Linked DNA regions of Homo sapiens: region 1 is linked to region 2. A link is an interaction called in ENCODE POLR2A ChIA-PET data of the cell type or tissue named here. Cell type or tissue: Panc1. All regions are shown on one strand. Each heading gives the region's core, and the rest is flanking DNA. Links, peaks and the distances in the headings are about the cores only. Region 1 overlaps VGLL4 (vestigial like family member 4). Region 2 overlaps ATG7 (autophagy related 7).

Evidence for each region. Peaks named below come from ENCODE experiments on the same cell type or tissue, not always from the same donor. Only the 100,000 strongest peaks of a DNase experiment are listed, where the experiment ranks them.
Region 1: POLR2A ChIA-PET joins it to region 2 with 14 read pairs; 4 of 35 experiments call an interaction of 5 or more read pairs at or near these places.

What each region holds. Positions count from the first base shown.
Region 1 is chr3:11,586,587-11,596,217 of GRCh38, reverse strand. The region is part of intron 2 of VGLL4 (vestigial like family member 4); the gene reads left to right. Among named protein-coding and RNA genes, the nearest start is that of VGLL4, 53 kb to the left of the region's middle. RefSeq lists enhancers at 1,939-2,469, 2,470-3,001. In Panc1, for the core only: no CTCF peak of the experiment used is centred there; no DNase peak of the experiment used is centred there; H3K4me3 peaks cover 889 bases; H3K27ac peaks cover 7,687 bases.
Region 2 is chr3:11,384,756-11,394,386 of GRCh38, reverse strand. All of the region lies in intron 19 of ATG7 (autophagy related 7), which reads right to left. Among named protein-coding and RNA genes, the nearest start is that of ATG7, 120 kb to the right of the region's middle. In Panc1, for the core only: no CTCF peak of the experiment used is centred there; no DNase peak of the experiment used is centred there; H3K27ac peaks cover 6,419 bases.

The DNA.
Region 1 (9,631 bases), core at 850-8,849, 200 kb before region 2:
TCAAATTTTATTTTTTGAGTATGTAAGATATGAACATGCTCCCCAAAGTTAAAACTGTACTAAAAAGTGTGCTTTTAATGTTACTCCCTACCCTGTCTTGTTCACACCTTTTACTCCCTTCCCTGGAAGCAAAGCATCCTTCTTGTGTTTCTGTTTTGGTAAATCAAGCAAATATGTGAATGTTTTATCATTTCCCCTTCTTTCTTTTTTTTTATTTTATCTTATTTTATTATTATTATACTTTAAGTTTTAGGGTACATGTGCACAATGTGCAGGTTAGTTACATGTGTATACATGTGCCATGATGGTGTGCTGCACCCATTAACTTGTCATTTAGCATTAGGTATATCTCCTAATGCTATTCCCCGCCCCCCCCACACCACAACAGTCCCCAGAGTGTGATGTTCCCCTTCCTGTGTCCATGTGTTCTCATTGTTCAATTCCCACCTATGAGTGAGAACATGCGGTGTTTGGTTTTTTGTCCTTGTGATAGTTTACTGGGAATGATGATTTCCAATTTCATCCATGTCCCTACAAAGGACATAAACTCATCATTTTTTATGGCTGCATAGTATTCCATGATGTATATGTGCCACATTTTCTTAATCCAGTCTATCATTGTTGGACATTTGGGTTGGTTCCAAGTCTTTGCTATTGTGAATAGTGCTGCAATAAACATACGTGTGCATGTGTCTTTATAGCAGCATGATTTATAGTCCTTTGGGTATATACCCAGTAATGGGATGGCTGGGTCAAATGGTATTTCTAGTTCTAGATCCCTGAGGAATCACCACACTGACTTCCACAGTGGTTGAACTAGTTTACAGTCCCACCAACAGTGTAAAAGTGTTCCTATTTCTCCACATCCTCTCCAGCACCTGTTGTTTCCTGACTTTTTAATGATTGCCATTCTAACTGGTGTGAGATGGTATCTCATTGTGGTTTTGATTTGCATTTCTCTGCATTTCCCCTTCTTTCTTACATGTGCGATAGCCTACTGTGTGTACTCACTTCAGCCTTGGTGTTTTCTTATTTTGTTTGTTTGTTTGTTTGTTTGAGATGGAGTTTCACTCTTGTTGCCCAGGCTGGAGTGCAATGAGGCAATCTCGGCTCACCACAACCTCCACCTCCTGGGTTCCAGCGATTCTCCTGCCTCAGCCTCCCGAGTAGCTAGGATTATAGGCATGCGCCACCATGCCCGGCTAATTTTGTATTTTTAGTAGAGATGGGGTTTCTCCATGTTGGTCAGGCTGGTCTTGAACTCCCGATCTCAGGTGATCCGCCCGCCTCGGCCTCCCAAAGTGCTGGGATTACTGGCGTGAGCCACCGTGCCTGGCCGCCTTCGTGTTTTTCAATGACACATCATGGAAATCTTTTCCTACCAGCTCCTCACTCTGGATTTCAGCTGCGTGGCACTCTATTACCTGCATGCATCAAAGCTCATCCAACCAGTCCCCTGTGTTTGGACATTTTGGCAATTTCAGGTGCTTTACAATACTAACAGTGCTGCAATGGATGACCTCGTGCATTTTAATATCTTGTGTATTTGTAATAGAATTAAAACTCTTGAAGGCAAACAGTGGGTGCAGTGTAACAGTATGGTAAATTCATATCGGTTGTGAGAGTCATTCTAGGCTGCTTCGTGGGTAGAACCTTGAGAGGGCTCTGTGCTGAAATGAAGAGGTTGTCACCTGTGTGTGTGTAGACTTAGAGTGGGATGTGTCACCTGTGAGGAAGGGAACATTTATTGAGTGCTTACTTCAGACTGGCCGTGTGTTGGACACTTGAAATATATTATCTCATTTAACTCTCACAATAATTGTGACCCTTTACACTAGGTAGGCACATTTCTACATCTATCTGTCTATCTCTGTCTTTTTGTCTATATCAGATTGATTTTATAAAAGCAAAAATTGAGTTTGTGAGAGGATGATGTGTCTAAGTTGTTGGCAGCTGGGATTAACCCTGCTGTGTGTGACACCAACACCAGTGATCATTTGATGATGCCATAGCTACATCCCACCTGGGGAATTACATGCAGCTTTAGAGGTGCACATCATGTATTTAAGATGACACTTGACCAGTCCAATGTCTGGCATGTGTTAGGTGCTAAATAATTTTATGTTGACTTGAATTGGACCCTGTCTCTAGGGGAAGTGCTGTTTGAGCCCACGTTCCCGTTGGAGCAGGCATCCTCTCTTTGATCAGCAGTATATATTTACAGTGTATTTGCCCCCGGCCACAGAATAGGGCAGAGCCCCTAGGCTCACACTGGGATCAAAGCCATGGTCACTAGCCTTGTGCTCCATCCAGCTGTGTTTGCCACAGACCCACTGAGCAACCCATAATGAACGAGGAAGGGCCCAGTGAAAGAAAACGCAGCCTCCCCTCGCTGATGGGGGGCCTTTGAAACACGGTCCTGGTGTGAGATGGGCCCCTTGTTGTCTTTGCTTCTATGACGCTTCCTTTGAAGTGTTTGCTGGAGCCCGATGTCCCGATTCTGGTGTGCCCTTGAGTGTGTATTCCAGGCTTGGGCTCTCCGGTTCCTGTTGCAGCTCCTCTTCCTCCTCTTCCCTCCCTCTTCCTTTGCTTGCATTGTCCTTTCATCCTTCATTGTTCATCTGGTGTTTTGTTTTGTTTTGTTTTTTCCTGGCCCTGTCACTTCACTTTTCTCACCATAGGGGTGAATAGAAAAAGAGGGAAAAACAAACTCAAAACCACGAATTCATTCAGCTTAACAAAAGGTTGGAGGAAGCCTTTGAAATCAGGTGCTGGGCATATAATAGGAACTCAGTAAGAAGAAGAAATTGATGATTGGCTAAAATGGGATTGGGGGTTTTCCCTGGATTTTCTTTATCTTTTGCAGAAGAGTTGATTATATATATGAGACCTCAAATGTTCTGCAGTATCTGTAGTTTTTGGTATCTGGATGTAAAATCTTTGGCAACATGATCATACCCTCTTTGGCAGCTGTTGCTTCTATGTCTTTAGAGCCTTTAGTTTGGATGTATATGGACCAGTTACCAAGAGACTATTTCACAAATTCCATGAGAGTGAAGGAAGCAATTCCTCATTTCAGGTTAAAAGTGAACCCAGAGGAAATGGAAAAGCTGAGGTTATTTTAGTCCCTTGACCCTGCTAGCAGCTGGGACGTCGTAAACAGTAATGTGTATTTATAGGCAAAACAAGTTATTGTGTTCATGTCTACACAAGCTTTAGAGAGAGGTGAACTTTTCATCATGGAGAATGATGATAGGTCCTGATTCTCAGCATCCAGAGAATTGGGAGGGCTTTTTTCCAGGGCTTGTTAGTAACAGCAACTCGTGAGCCCTTGTGCGCTGGCACTGTGCTGCGTGCTTCATGGGCACGATCGTTTTATCCTCACAGTTCTATGAGGTGGAGACTATCGTTATCCCTCCTTTACAGATGGTAACACTGAGAGTTCTGTAACTTGTTCAGGGTCACACACTCTGGTAAGTACCAGAGCCAGGATTCAAAACTCAGGCTGTGTGATCCTAGAGCCAGTGCTGTCAGCCACCATGGGATATTTATGCTAATAGCACACATATCCAACTGCGATGAATCATTCGATACTGGACCCTAATGCCTGATAGTTTGGGACGATGCAGCCTAAGCACTCTCAAACCACACACTACTGAGGATATTTGGGAGGTGGGGACTGTTCATTTTAGCACACACAAAGGAGGATGGAGGGAAGTAAAGGGGTGGAGGCCCCGGGACGTTAGTAGTTCGGCACACTCCAGGTCCCCACAGCCTCACCAGGGTTCCCTCAGGGATTGTGGAAGGGGGAGTGCTGTCCAGCTGCCCCCAAGAGGCCTGAAATGAGTCTTTGTACAGGTGAGAATCCCACAGGAACAAACAAGGGTTTTCTTTACGCTTGGGAAGCTGCTTTTTAGATTGTTTTAATTCTTGTTTAAAATCTGTGGCCCAATTTTAAGTTAGTGGCCCAAGCCAATAGTAACCTTAGCCTAAAAGATTCAAACTGGAGCATTTTATAATTTACTTTAAGTATTTGAAGACATGTGTTTTTTTTCCCTCTAGATTTCATAAATCAAAGCCTATGGAATGGAATCCTTCAAACTATCTGCTCTTTCTTTCTGCCACGCCTCCTTGGCATAGTCTAAACTTGGTAGGGTCAGTGCTGAAATTCTATATTCTTTACTTTCATACTGTATCTTACAAGTATTCCCAAAGGCATTCTGGGGATTTAAGAGGATATTTTATGGTCATAAATGTAGTTGTCCTAAATTACTAATGTGGAAACTGCAATATTGTTGTTACATCGGGATTTTTAGTTTCTTTAGCATCCCCCCACTTTGCCCCATGTATGTCAGTTGTGTGTGTTTCCATTCCCATTAGGGAGGATCGTCACCGAGGAACTGATTCTCTGTGAGGTTTGCTTCAGGGTTGTAACCTGCCTTCCTGAGGTGGAAGCAGAGCTGCTCTTCTCTGAGGGCCACTCTTGGATCTGCAGATTCCCTGGAAGTGTTTTGCTAATGGAGTGTGGTACCTTTAAGTAAAGGTCACAGGCCTGACCTGTGTTGTGTGGGTTTCTTGTTTGTCAGGCTAGAGGCATTTTCTCATTTTCACAGTTGAGCTGAAAACAAAGGCCTCCTTATCCGAGCAGGGAGCTGTGCTCTTAAGAGCTGACATCAGCCTTCTCCCAGCAGGCCTCGCTTCTGCCTTAAGAGTCTTCGCAGAGAGCTGGGAAGGCAGTTCCCCATCTTGCTGCTGGCATTTTTTCTGGCCAAACGACGACACAGAATGAAGAAATGCCAAGGGGGGACAGGAGTCAGAGAAGCAGAACAAAGGCTGTTCCAGGCTGCACTGGGGACTTAGGCTTTAGCCTCTGTGGTTCTGATCTGTGCCATGAAGTTTATAAAAGTGGGACGAAAACCTTGAAAGGACTTTTTTCTCAAAGAGGAACGCCTATTAGAGGACGTTTGGGGTATGTGACAGAATGTGCATTGGTCTGTGCAGAGTCACCTTTTAACATGATGCAAGTGTATTCAAAATGTAAGGAAACAAAACAACCCAGGATTCTGCTGTTTTCCTGATCCTCTGAGTGTGCTTTTTGGAATGCTGTCTTCGCGAAGATGCTTCTGCTCTGGGCACATATGTAGCAGCTCTTTTTATCCGTAGCTAGAGGATTAACCTCGACATTGCCTGTGACCTTCATAGACCTCTTACTGTGACACAAAACCAGTTTGTCCTGAATGTATATGAAGTGCTGTCCCAAATCTACATTAATAGATTTGATTGAAGACTGGGAAGAGAAATGCTAACAAATTTGGCTAGGTGTGGCTATTGATGGTTCTTTTATTTTCCTCTAATTTCTTGCTGATAAAGCAATTATTTGCTTGTGTCACATGGCAGCTGGAACATAGCAAGGTGGTTTACAAGCTCCACATTCTGTATCTGGTGTAGTTTTTAGTTAAATGGCAGGTCTTGCTCTCTCTCCATTTTGCTGTTTCTATGGGTTAAAACACACACACACACACACACACACACACACACACACACACACACACACTCTTCATTTTGAAATTTCTTCACAGATTGTCTCCAAAACATAATTAGAGGGCTTAATGTTGCAGTAATGTTCTGGGTCTGGCAGTAGCTAGAAACTGTGCCAGACAAGGGATCTGAGTTCTGGATCCGAGCCTTCCAGCCCCAGCAGAGGCAACACATACTGCAGAATAGAAGGAAGCAACTGTTGCTACTGCCCTCTCCTCCAACTTCTTATACTACCTCTTGCCTTTCTTCTTGAAGAGACCTAAGAATAATGCAGCTAATGAATCTACATAGAAACAAGCTCCAGAAACTGGGTCAAGGCCAAGTAGAAAGGACAAACCAACTCCTATTACGTCAGGTCAATGTAGAAGCACATCTGAGAACTGAAATCTTGCTGCATCCCTAAATTTCCATGTCATTGAACCCAACTAGGGATGGTTATGAGTTTTCTAGCTTGTTAGGAGTCATTTCCTCAGCTGCATCTGACAACTGGAGTGACACCCCTCGCCACTGCTCAGACTGTCTCAAAACACTCTTCTCTCAAGATGCTCTAAGGGAAACGGAAGTGTTCCCTGGTCAAAGTTCGGTGGTCCCAAACTCAGTCTCCCAGGTCTGCTCCTGCATGTTAGCACCTTTCAGGCTTTGAGAAGTCTTATGCGCAGAAACACTGTTTAGCCGAGTTTCTCAAATGGAATTGGCCATTGAATCTGTTATGGACTGAGTGGTGTCCCCTCAAAATTCTCGTGTGGAAGCCTCAACCCCCGATGTGATGCTCTTTAGAGATGAAGCCTTTGGGAGGTGATGAGGGTTTCATGAGGTCATGAGGGCAGGCTCTGGTCTGTTAGGATTAGTGCCCTTATAAGAAGAAACAGCGATCTTGCTTGCTTTCTCCCCACCACATAAGGACACAGCAAGAAGGCGGCTGTCTCTAGGCCGGGAAAAGCGCCCTCACCAGTCACCAACCATGCTGGCGTCCGAATCTCAGACTGCCAGCCTTCAGGACTGTGAGAAAACAAACGTCTGTTTAAGTCACGAAGTCCACAGTATTTTGTTATGGCAGCTCAAGCTAAGACAGAATCCTTCATCCCCTTTTCATAAGACCTATTTTTAATATTCCTTGGAGCATACTTGCCCCATAAATATTGCCTAACAAAAGGAGCATTTTATTTGGTTCCAAAATTCTCTTATCACAAACCTTCAGACTTGCAAGGCTCTGGTGCTGTAAAGTTTAAGTATGAACATGAAATGGTGTTTAATTCCGTGACTTGGGGCTGCTGGGTGCCATCTTTAATGCTTGGGGCTTTCAGAGAAATTCACTGAGGCCAGAGAAATTGAGGAAACTTGAGGTTCTGTCCTCCTTTGACCCTGTGCCTGCTTATCTTCCATCCCTACCTCTCCCCGCCTCCATAGCTATTTCTAGAGAGATCACCTGTTCTTTTATATCCACTCCCTAGTCCAGTGCTGTTATCCATACCAACAATTCTGTTGAATCCTCTCCCTGCATTCAGGAGTGACCTACTGGTTGCCAGGTTCAGGAAAGAGTGCAGTCCCTTGTCTTATTTGATTTCCTCTTCCCTGAAGGGCTCTCCTCCCCTGCTTCCTGTGGCCCTTTTCTGGCTTTCTGTGGTCCCCTCCCACCTCTGTGGCCACTCCTCAGGATCTTCCAGAGACTCGTTGTTATTGGTATTCTCCAGGGCTCTGGCATTCTGCCTGCACAGACCCTTATAACCAAGTCACACATGAACCCGTGGCTGGACTTGCCACAATAGGTTGAGTCCCACATCTTTACCTCTAGCCTAGACCAAGCCTTCACACCCCATAGATCCACCCTCTCACTGGGTGTTGTATGTGTGCCCTAAATTCAGCACCGCCTCACTGGAATTGCCATCAGCTGCTCCATTGTTCTTCCAGCACTTCACCAAGTCTACTCCTTGCCTTCTGTCCCCCTATTCATGACTGATACAACTCTCTTTCCATTTGTCTGGGACGTTGCCTCCTCCTTCCTCCTGTCATTGCCTGTGGATCAGCCTGCTAACTTCCCAGTAGGCCCTGGCTGGGGCTGTAGTTTAGCCCCCTGTTTGCACGGCAGTGCCCTCCTGGCTGGTCTTACTGGTGCTCGAGTGTCAGAAGGTGGTTTCTGAAGTATTCATCTCTGCTTGGAATCCTTCCACGGCTCCCAGTCCACCACAGGGTGACACTGCCAAGGCCCATCTCCATGGGCGTCTGCCTGTAGGACCCCCTGGGCTGCAGCCCAACTGGGGGCCTGCACACTCACTTCATCCTCCAGTGTGGTTCTGAAAGCCACCTCCTCTGGCAAGTGGCACTTCCTCCTGCTTCAAGGTGAATACTACTTTGTGTAAAACGATGACACTCTGCTACAGTTGGGTGTCCAGCTGTCTGTCCCCTTCCCTGGTCTACAAGTTCCACCAGACCAGGGGCTGAATTTGCTCAGGTCTGTAGCACTATACCCTCCCAGTGCCTGACACCAACCAGGTGCTGAGTAAATGTGTGAATGAAAAAGGAGCCACGAGGAGAGCTCTGTGGAAACACTCTTCCCTTTGGGACAGATGTTAAGAATCACTTTTAAGCCCACATAAACCCTGAGTGGCACCACTTAGTATACTTCCATTTTCTCCCTTAGAGCCTTGATGTTTACTTCCACATGTGCCAGAACAGAGCGCCACCGCTCTCCTTTCCCTGCTAAGCTCTTGAAAACAGAAAACGAAAACGCACACATGCGCGAGGTTCAGTCGGTAGCACCAGCCCTGCCCGTGATGCTTCTTTCACGGCACGTGATCTCATCCCGGTGTTGACTCTCAGTAAGAAGCCCCCCAGGTTTCTTGTGTGGATGAAATGATTTTTTTCACTCCTCTGTATTTCTTGCTTATGCATCTGGCTCCAGTCCAAGTGTGAACATAAAGTGAGGTATATGAAAGTGAGGAATTCAGTGCATTTGGGTTGAGTCTCACAGGGCAGAGAGATGACCAGACATTTCTTTTGGGTGGAAATTGACCCAAAGTGCAGATTTGCTCATACTCTGCTAGAAAAGCAAACACATCTCGGCCCAAGTATGTACCAGTTCTGGTATTTTTCAAATTTTTCCAAAAAGTCCTCAAAGCCAAAGTGTTTTTCGGCTGTTTTCTAGTAGATTGTTGTTGCGTTTATTTTATTTTTGTGTGACAGATTTGTGCTTGTATCACTAATAGCTGTCATCCTCTGTGTGTTGGTTTTGAATGACACCACATCATTTTGTCTTAGGCCGTTGGCTTTTGAGCAAGTTACGTCCAGTGATAGAAACACAGACACTCCATGTCACCTAGAAGCTGACTGTCTACCATGGCTACGCTTGGTAGGGGAGGCATTGCTGAAAGGCGCCTGAGCCATGCAGCTCCTTCATCGGCAGGGATTCCTCTAGAACCTCATTGGAGGACTTTGCTGAGTTTATCACTGGATTGTGGCTCTGGCCCCCTTTGGACTGTGAAATAAGACACAGTTCCTTTAGGATGACCATCAAGGACTTTGTGATCTGCTCCCAAACTCCCTCTCCCAGTATTATTACTCAGAAGATGGCCTCCTTGGCCTTGCCTTGAAAGTCTCTTTGGCCACTAGCCATGGTTTAATTTCAAAATAATTTATTTAAATCCCTGCTATTATTTCTCGACTTTCGGCAAGCTACACAGAGTTTGTTGTCTGTGTGAGAAGCAGGTCTCGTGCAATTCAGGGCAAGCAGTTTGGATTCTCCAACTTCCCTTGTGACTTTCATTTTGAGGCTAATATTTGAAACTAACATATTTGTTGCCAGTGGCATCTTTTCATGCATGTCAGGCCTCTCTCCATCACGCAGGCTCCTCCTGGTATCCCTGTGCCAACTCTTGGGGAAGATTATTTGAGGGCTCCCGACAAAGCGATTGTCATATACAGCCGTCCCTGGATATCCTTGGGAGATTGGTTCCAAGACCCTCGAGGATACAGAAATCTAAGGATGCTCAAGTCCCTCGTGTAAAATGGCATAATATTTGCAGATAACCTATGGAAATCCTCTCGTATACTTAAGTCACCTCTAGCTTACTTATACCTAATACAATGTAAATGCTGT
Region 2 (9,631 bases), core at 587-8,586:
AAGATTTTTAGAAGCAACTGATCCAGTTTCTTAAGGTGACTTCAGTAAGAGAGCTGGTTTAAATCACCTGTCCTATCACTAGTTAAGACAGAAATCTCCCAGCATTCTGTTATATAATATATCCTTAGTACATGGTCTTACCTTGGCAATAACTGCCCCAAGGTGAAAAAGTTCTATGGTATTCTTTGAAGAATAGTAATAGCTCTTCTTGGTAGTAACTTGCCCTTATAGTACAGAGGAACTATAAAGGATGAGAGTTCGTTCAAGTTATAGTTCCTGTAATTTACTCATTCTATGACCCTGGACAACGATTTGTGTATAAAATTGAGTGGGGGATACAACATCTCCACAATACCAGAATATCAAATGAAAGAATGCAAAAAAGCTTGAAAAAGCCTACAAAGCTGGCCGGGCATGGTGGCTTATGCCTGTAATCCCAGCACTTTGGGAGGCCAAGGGAGGAGGACTGCTTGAGCTCAGGAGTCTGAGACCAGCCTAGGCAACATGGCGAATCCCTATCTCTACAAAATATACAACAATTAGCCTGGTGTGGTGGCATGCACCAGTATTCCCAGCTACTTGCGAGGGTGAGGCACGAGAATCCCTTGAACCTTGGAGGTGGAGGTTGCAGTGAGCCAAGATCGCACCTCTGCACTCCAGCCTGGGCAACCGAATGAGACTGAGATAAAAGAAAAAAAAAACCTACAAAACTATCAAAAATTATCATTCTCTTCTCTCTTCTCTGCCCCATGGTGAGCCATTCATCAATGGCTCTGACTAAAACACCATGGCAGGCCAAAGGTCAGTTGACATTTCAAGTCACTCATGAATGGCTGGCAACATTATACAAGACATAATATTTCCAGGGTCAAATAAAGAGATACCTATTATCTGTAATTTATTTTTAAATATTTCTGAATACACAGTATGAATGCATGCAAGTATGTGGGAAGACACACAAACCCTTTCTCCCTCCCTCCCTCCCTTCCTCTTATGGGTAGCTAGTTAGTATCTGAGGTACCCTAATCAGGAGTGCATACCCCAGGTGTGGCTATTACAAAAGCATCAGCTACAGCTTTGAAATCTATACTAGAGGATTTCCTCACAAGTATAAAGGATGGTAGAAATAATTTTTCCGATGAAAACAATAGAATTCAATATATATATGTGTTGGCTGGAAATACTGTACAGGGATCTCTAACCTTGCATATATACGTGGGTTATAAGAATCTGGCAAACCAGGCAGCCTAACACTTTCTGCAGTGGCACTCTGGTCCTGGGTCTGGACACTTAACAGAGGATTCCATCACCTGCGCCAATGAAAAGTTTAGATGTGTCCTGTATTGAGAATTTTTCTGCATCTGTTTCTACCTAAACTTTGACGTGAGATACATACCCAAAGGACAGGTTGGGGCTTTTCCCAGTCCACAGGAACATGCTGAATGACTAACTTTTGTGCCTGCTTGCTAATGTTCTTATCTGTGGCAAAATTTAGTCTGAGACTTGACTTTATTGTTACAGATCACCTGGTAGCATAACTTCTAATATAGGACGTTACCAGTTTCTACCAAACAAACAAAAAACTTGCACCATTAGGAGCCACAAAATCAGTTCAGCTCAGTTTGCAACAATTGTGGTGCATCAAATTTCCTAAATGAAGCCTGTTGGGACATAACCTCAAAGCCGGAATATTATGATTCTGATCAAGCTGATATACATATTTGCCATCCCAGGCCCTCCAAGAGAAAGGCTGTTTCTCTTCAGTGGGAAAACCACAGGAAGCTACAGAGACAGCCTTGGGGTGTGGGTTTTGCTGGGCCTGGGTGCCTGCCAAAAATACCATCGTTCTGTTTCTTGGCCCCTAGAATGCAATGATACCTAAGCTTTTGTTTTTTTGTTTTGTTTTGTTTTTTTTGTTTGTTTTTTTAATGATTTCCCCAAAACCACCTGGACTCTGTATTCTACTCAAAATGATGTCATTTAAAGAATATCTGTATTCAAGGGAATATATGGGAGAAAGCTACCCTACTTCAAGTAAATGCAAACCAGAAATATTTGCATTTTCAAAACAGCACTGTCTTGGATTCTTAGCAGCTGCATGTCCCTGCCCTCCAAATGTTTCTTAAAATACTTAAGCTGAGAATTAACCAAAATGGGAGATGAACTATGTTTGTCATAAACAGTTTGAGAAAAAGCTTTTAAACTCTCAACCCCCAGCCTGCATCTGTGCTAAAGGACACCTAGAAGTTGCTCTAGCCCACATGACTTTCAAGATGCTACAGTCTGAAACATGACCATAAGAAATACATTCCTCTGGGTATCAGCATTCCCTTTTCAAAGGACAAGATTTCCAAAGACAGCCTGAAGGAGCCTAACCAATTAAGTCCTCGAAGCTGCTAAAAATTTAAAGTGAAATTACCCCCCCCCCAATAAGTACAATGGAATTCTATGCATATGAATCCTACCACATCACTGTCTGAGAGATGATTAATATGGTAGAAAAGTGAACAAGAAGTTGGAAATCCTGGACTTTCATGTAATTTCTCTGAGCCTAATGCTCTCTCCATCTGATAGACTGGGAAGCGCTCTTGCTAGCCAATTCATAAGACACTGGAAAGGGATACTGGGAAAACATCCATAAAACGATGCCAAAGGAACAGAGAAATGCTGTAGCACTTGAAAAGATTAAACCAAGTCCTCCCTGCCCATGTTGCACTGGCTTCCAACCCATTTATAGCTGCGGTAGAAAAAGCAAGATGATTGAGGCTGTAAAAAGGCTTCCAAGAAGCAATGTGGGACAGGGACAAGAACCGCTGTGCTGGCAGGCAGGCATCACCCTGAGCCCAGCACTGCCATGCTGGTTCTCTTCTGTCCCTGCCTCTAACAGCACAGAGAAATTCAGAGGGAACACAGACAAGAAAACTCTCCCAAGATTTATGCCAGCTCATCTAAAGTCGTAGGCTTAACATTGGCCACAGACACCTGCACAGATCTTCAGCCTCCAGGAAATGAGAATTCATCCTTCCCCATCAGTGCATGCTCCGGGGAACATTAAACCTCAGCTTCATTTAGGTTAATAATTAAGCTCCTAGATTTACAGCTGTCATGAAAAGAAAAGGGAAAAGGAAAGAAAAAGAAAAAGAATCTAAAAACTTGCACATTAGTATTTGCTCACATCTTGAGGCCAGGCCCTTTTTTGTTCCCCTCCTTTTTTGTCAACTTCTAAAGATGGAAAGTTTTTTATGGCTGTAAATGACAAAAATGAGTATATTCAGGAAAGGAAATGGGAACGGCACCTGATCTCTGTTCAGACAAAAGATCAACGGAAAACACTGACAGTGCCAACTACATGACACCCATCACACGAGCTCTTATTCCAACTTCATGGCTATGGTACTGCAACTACATCATACCTGAGGAAACTGAAGCTCAAAGTTTGAGATACTTGCTCAAGGTCACATGGTTAGTGGGTAGCAGATAAAGCCAGTGCTCACTGCTGCTGCACTAGTCATATCAAAATGTCCTGCCAGCTCTTAGCTCAAAAGATAGGATACTTTTGAATTCCCTTCTAACGTTCTCATTTGTTCACACCCATGTGCCATTTTAAGCCTTGCAGTACTTTAACTTGCAGTTTTTTAAAAATTTCCTGCAAATTGCTCATTCTCTTTATTCACAACACACAGCTTCAAATTACTTTCTGGAAAAAAAAAAAAATCAAACCCACCCACAAAGGTCAAAAAGTTACCACTGCTGAGGCTATTATGAGGAAAATACTGTGAGAGTAAAAGCAATTTCCCAAGAAGAACAGATCAAACTAGCACAGCCCAACAGAAACATACAGTCTCCTCCAGGGAGCACTGTGAAAGGGTCCATTTGTTGGGACTGCAGTCCTTCTGCTGAGTGGGATAGGATGACATAGGTCTCATTTTCCAGGTATACTTTCAGCGCCTATTGGAATATTATCAAAAATAGCAACTAGTGAGTGATTAGGCAAAGACAGCAGATATTGTTAAATGAAACTCTTGCTCCTCCAATAGAGCTGGGAGACACATGTTTTTGTTTTCTTACTCAGACATTAGTCTATTAGCAAGTCATTTTGCACTCACTTTTTAAAAAATCTGTGTGCCTTATGATTAAAATCAATCTTCCTTATCAGTCAAGTCAAACTGAAATAACGAAAATATTGTACATAGGCCTATTAGCAATTTTATGGAAGGTTTTACTCAGGCAACAAAATAAATAGTCTTCTTTAAGAAAGAGCGATGTTGAGCTCACATTCCACATTTGGGATACGTAGGAGGTTTCAACACAACAATGAGTAATTACCACTTGCCTCAATCCCCACTTTCGTTACCCTCTCCCTTCAAGGTCCTTTGTGGAAGAGCTGACATATAAAGAAAGGAAAATGCAAAGTACAACTGAGAACTAAGAGAAATCCAAATTTTTCCCAGGCCTTCGCACATAACACAAAAATATGCTTTTGCATGGATTTCTATCCCAAGTTGGAAGGTCAATAGAGTTCTTTAAAATATCCAAATGCTTCAGTGAATCCAGAGTCAATTACAAAGACACCTTAGCTGCCAAGACTTATGACGACAGGTGAGTTCAGATTACGATTCAACACATGCTCCACAGTAGTCCTCGTGGGAGGCTGCACATATATTCCAATGATGCTGCCTTTACTCAAGACTCTGCTGAATACACCCTTGTGTACTGTCAAGAAGACTCCTCTAATTTGCAAAACTTGCTCATGTGTATTCTCCCACTGACTGTTCACATTTGGCACACTTGCAGTAGCTTAAGGCCCACACAGGCGGTATTTTCCCGTTTTAGTATGATGGCTGTAAATTCAAGATGTCTAACTTTGCTATGTGATTTAACCAGTCATTAGATATTCTAGAGAAGAGAACCATGTAGCTTATTCTGTGTTAAAAAAAAAAAAAAAAAAAGCACTAACAAAACTTTCATAATGAAAGAATTATATAAAACTAGAGAAGGTCAGACACTCTAGAAAACTATGATTAAGTTCATATCCATATCACTATCATAAATACAGTATAACATGTTATATGAACAAGTCATAAGGGTAACTTCAGGAATAAGACATTCTCAAACAGTTCTTTCACATCTTTTTTTTTTTTTTTTTTTTTTTTTGAGACAGGGTCTCTCTCTGTTCCCCAGGCTGGAGCACAGTGGCACCATCTCGACTCACTGCAACCTCCACCTCCTGGGTTCAAAGATTCTTCTGCCTCAGCCTCCCAAGTAGCTGGGATTACAAGTGTGGCTAATTTTTGTATTTTTAGTAGAGACAGGGTTTCGCCATGTTGGCCAGGCTGGTCTTGAACTCCTGACCTCAGGTGATCTGCCCCCCTCAGCCTCCCACAGTGCTGATATTACAGGTGTGAACCACCATGCCAGGCCTATATTTAGGTACTTAAAATACTCTAAGTAGTGATATATACATTGTATAAAGCCTGTGTGTGTAAGACCATATATGTCCATAAAAGCTTTCCCAGTTCCAGCTGATGGCTCCCTTGTTTCAGCAGCTGGGTAGCAGTTACAAGTCCATGTTCCTCCCTCCCTATCTTACAAAGTTATTGAGGGTATAGGCAAGAGGATGAAGATGAATGTACTATATGAATAAAAAAAAGAAAGAAGGGGCCTGGCGCAGTGGCTCACACCTGTAATCCCAGCACTTTGGGAGGCCGAGGTGGGTGGATCATGAGGTCAGGAGATCCAGACCATCCTAGCTAACACGGTGAAACCCTGTCTCTACTAAAAGTACAAAGAATTAGCCAGGCGTGGTGGCAGGCACCTGTAGTCCCAGCTACTTGGGACGCTGAGGCAGGAGAATGGCATGAACCTGGGAGGCGGAGCTTGCAGTGAGCTGAGATAGCGCCACTGCACTCCAGCCTGAGCAACAGAGCAAGACTCCTTAAAAAAAAAAAAAAAAAGAAGGAACATGAGCAGTGGCTAGTTGGGGACCTTTGCCCATCAGGAGTCAAGTCAATGCACCCTGCTAGCAGAGGGAGAACTAACCGTCTGAACTCTGAGGAGAGTTAGTACCGTCCTCCATCACCCAGTTGGATACAGCTGGGCCTAAAGAAATGAAATAGTTGATCAAGAGACTACACAATCTCAGAGACACAAAAACTAGTGGTAAATCAGCCCCTGCATCTCCCTTTACTACAGTTGAGGAAAAGGAGTCCCCAGAGGTAGATGGTCAGTTCCCAAAGCCATAGGGGCAGCCATGGTGGGACTGGTTGCAACTCTCATATCCTAGTGTCTCATCTAGGAGAGCTTGGGAATGGTACCAAAGAAACACTCATAGAGCAATGGTGCTTTACTAGGATCCACAGAGATGTTTCAGGGACTTCATGAAGCCTCTGAAATTGTCTGTAAAACTGTGTGGCTTTGCATTTTTTCTTTTGCTCTGTCACTCAGGCTGGAGTGCAGTGGCGTGATCTTGGTTCACTGCAAACTCTGCCTCCCAGGTTCACACCATTCTCCTGCCTCAGCCTCCTGAGTAGCTGGGACTACAGGTACCTGCCACCACGCCTGGCTAATTTTTTGCCTTTTTAGTAGAGACAGTGTTTCACCGTGTTAGCCAGGATGGTCTCAATCTCCTGACCTCGTGATCCGCCTGCCTCAGCCTCCCAAAGTGCTGGGATTACAGGTGTGCGCCACCACGCCCAGCTGGCTTTGCATTTTTAAGGGGAACAGTGGTGACTGCTTTCATCAGTCTGAACACAATCCATGACTCAAAAAAATTTAAGAATAGGCTTGGGGATAAGACTAGAGGTGAATGAGATTAATTCCAAACTAAAAGGAACCCAATTTTTCAATACCCTGAAGACTATGCTTGGGCCAGGCTGCCAATGGAACCATCTAAGGAGAACACAGCCCTCAACTTTCTGGTCTGAGTGGCAAAAGGGATCCTGTAAGAAAAAATTTGTCTGGGAAAACTAGATGTGTTTGTGACCACAGGTGACAGGGAAAGGAGTAATCATCACAAGTTCTAACTACTAATTAGGTAGTCTTAAAAACCACAGGTCAAAAGTAACAAGCAAGGCCGTGTTCTCTGGAATCATGGAAAAGGTTTTGGCTGTCATTGTCAAGAGACATGAACGGAAGGTTTCTGCAGCCTTTCAAAGCCAGGGCAGCCTTGGCCTTCAAATCCCTGATTCAATCCCTCCCATTATACCTGTGTGTGGACAGTGAGCCCAGAAAAGGCTGCATGTATCTCAGGAGACCTAATGCAATCACAGGGGTCTTTGTTTTCTTATTTCTGATGTCAACACCAGTCCCAGGAGTGGGCAAAGGCCTTGGTACTTGGCCACAGGGAACTGGATACACGTCAGCCATTGCAATTTCCCTGGGAAACAGAAAATATTTTCCCCACTGTATGGATGAGGAAATAGAAGCAAAGGGAGAAATGTCCAAGGTTTTTCAAGGCAGTGAAGAGCCAAGAGTTCTGAGGTTAAGGCTTGTAGCTAAATACTCCTCACCAGCTCTGGCTGTATATTCCATCTCCTTTTGGGAACCAAGCAGTTCTGGAGATTGGAGAAAACACTAGTTGCTAAGGACAAGATGTGGGATATATTTTATACCACACAATCATACATATGGAATCCATCATACATTAAAATAGAAGATTTGAGGCCTTGCTGGGTAAATGAGATAGGAAAAGAGAACCTGGGGGTTACTCATCATTTTCCAAATCAGAGATTTATATCCCTTTTGGAAAGGAGAAGGAAAATCTGGCTGCAGCCCAGTTTTGAGTAATATTTGCCACTGAGAAGCTGTATGCAAAGATTCCTGGCACAGGCTGCAGAGAGCTCTTCCGACTGGGCTCTGGCCAGTCCTTGTAAATGATTGAGATTTAAAACCCTATCAAATCTGAGAAGCAGGGAGTATCCTCAATATAGTACCATAAATCCCTTATAGTAGGAATGTTCAGGGAAAAATGATGTCTATGTATACCTATATACATACATATATATTTTAAGTCAAGAAGTGTTGACATCACCAATTAACAGTGATCTAAATGGCTGGATCGTGGTTATTTTCTTTCTTAAATATATTTTCTGATTTTTCTGCAATTAAAAATCCATTGCTTGTGAAATAAAGGAAATATAAAATATAAAAGCTAATAAAGTGTCAATAGAGAGCCAGAACTTATCTCATTCAACTGACTCACTGAAGAAAATAAATGAAGGCGGGCAGAGTGGGGGAGCACCTTGCTTGTGGTCACTTGGCAGTCCAGCAAGGGATGCAGAGCCAGGACCCTGGAAATCCCCTGACTTCCTGCCCTCCACACCACCCTGCTGCAGCTGCTGGATTCCTTAGGCTAGGAAACTCCCTAAAAAGCTCGGTGCTAGGTGAGCAAGAGTTTTACATGTTATTGTAAAATTCAAAACAGCAGCTTTAAGCATTAGACAACGTATACCAGATTCCAACTCCAAGGATGGCCAAAATTAAAACGGCACTCACAAAGACAAGAGGACGATTTGTAGAAAATTGGGTGTCCCAGGCTCAGCCACAACTGCTCTACTAAACAACTTCATAACTGCCATGTTTTGTTGTCTCTGGCTATTATACATGCAATTCTCCACTGCCTGGAATTCCTTGTGTTCTCTCCCCTAGGTGTTTCTAGAAACTCCTACTTGACCCTTTAACATCAACTCAGAAGTCATCCTCTGCAAGGCCTTCCCTAGTCCTCCACATTTACAAAATTAATTGGTATTGGGATGCCGTAACAAGAGGACAGACCTTGCTGTAGGGCATTTCACAACTGAACAGATCATTATTGGCTTATGAGTCTGTCTCACCCTCTAGGCAGTGTTCCTTGAAGACAGTGGCTATTGTAATCATCTTTGTATCTCTGGCACACAGCAGGGACTCAAATGTCAGTTGAATTAAATGAATGTCTGCTAACAGATAACAGTTTAACCATTCCTTTCAAATCTATGATTTGCCTTTCTAAGTGGTGCATTTGCAAAGTCCTTAGGTGACAAGTTGCTTTGGGACAGAGGTTTCTCTTAAACATTTAAGTAGCTGGCTGAGCGCAGTGGCTCACGCCTGTAATCCCAGCACTTTGGGAGGTCGAGGTGGGCAGATTACAAGGTCAAGAGATTGAGACCAACCTGGCCAACATGGTGAAACCCCGTCTCTACTGAAAATACAAAAATTAGCTGGGTGTGGTGGCGCACGCCTGTAGTCCCAGCTCCCCAGGAGGCTGAGGCAGGAGAATCACTTGAACCCAGGAGGCGGAGGCTGCAATGAGCTGAGATCACGCCACTGCACTCCAGCCTCGCAAGTGAGCAAGACTCCGTCCCAAAACAAACAAACAAACAAACAAACAAACAAAAACACTATTTAAGCAGCTAAGTTGACTTTTTGTTATTTCATGCTTCTTTCTGGCGGGGGTTTTGGGGCATGGGCATGACAGAGTCTTGCTCTGTCGCCCAGGCTATAGTGCCATGGCATGATCTCAACCTCTGGGCTCAAGGATCTTCCCACCTCAGCCCCCCAAGTAGCTGGGACTACAGGCATAGGCCACCACACCTGGCCAATTTTTGTATTCTTTGTAGAGGCAGGATTTCACCATGTTACCCAGGCTGGTCTCAAA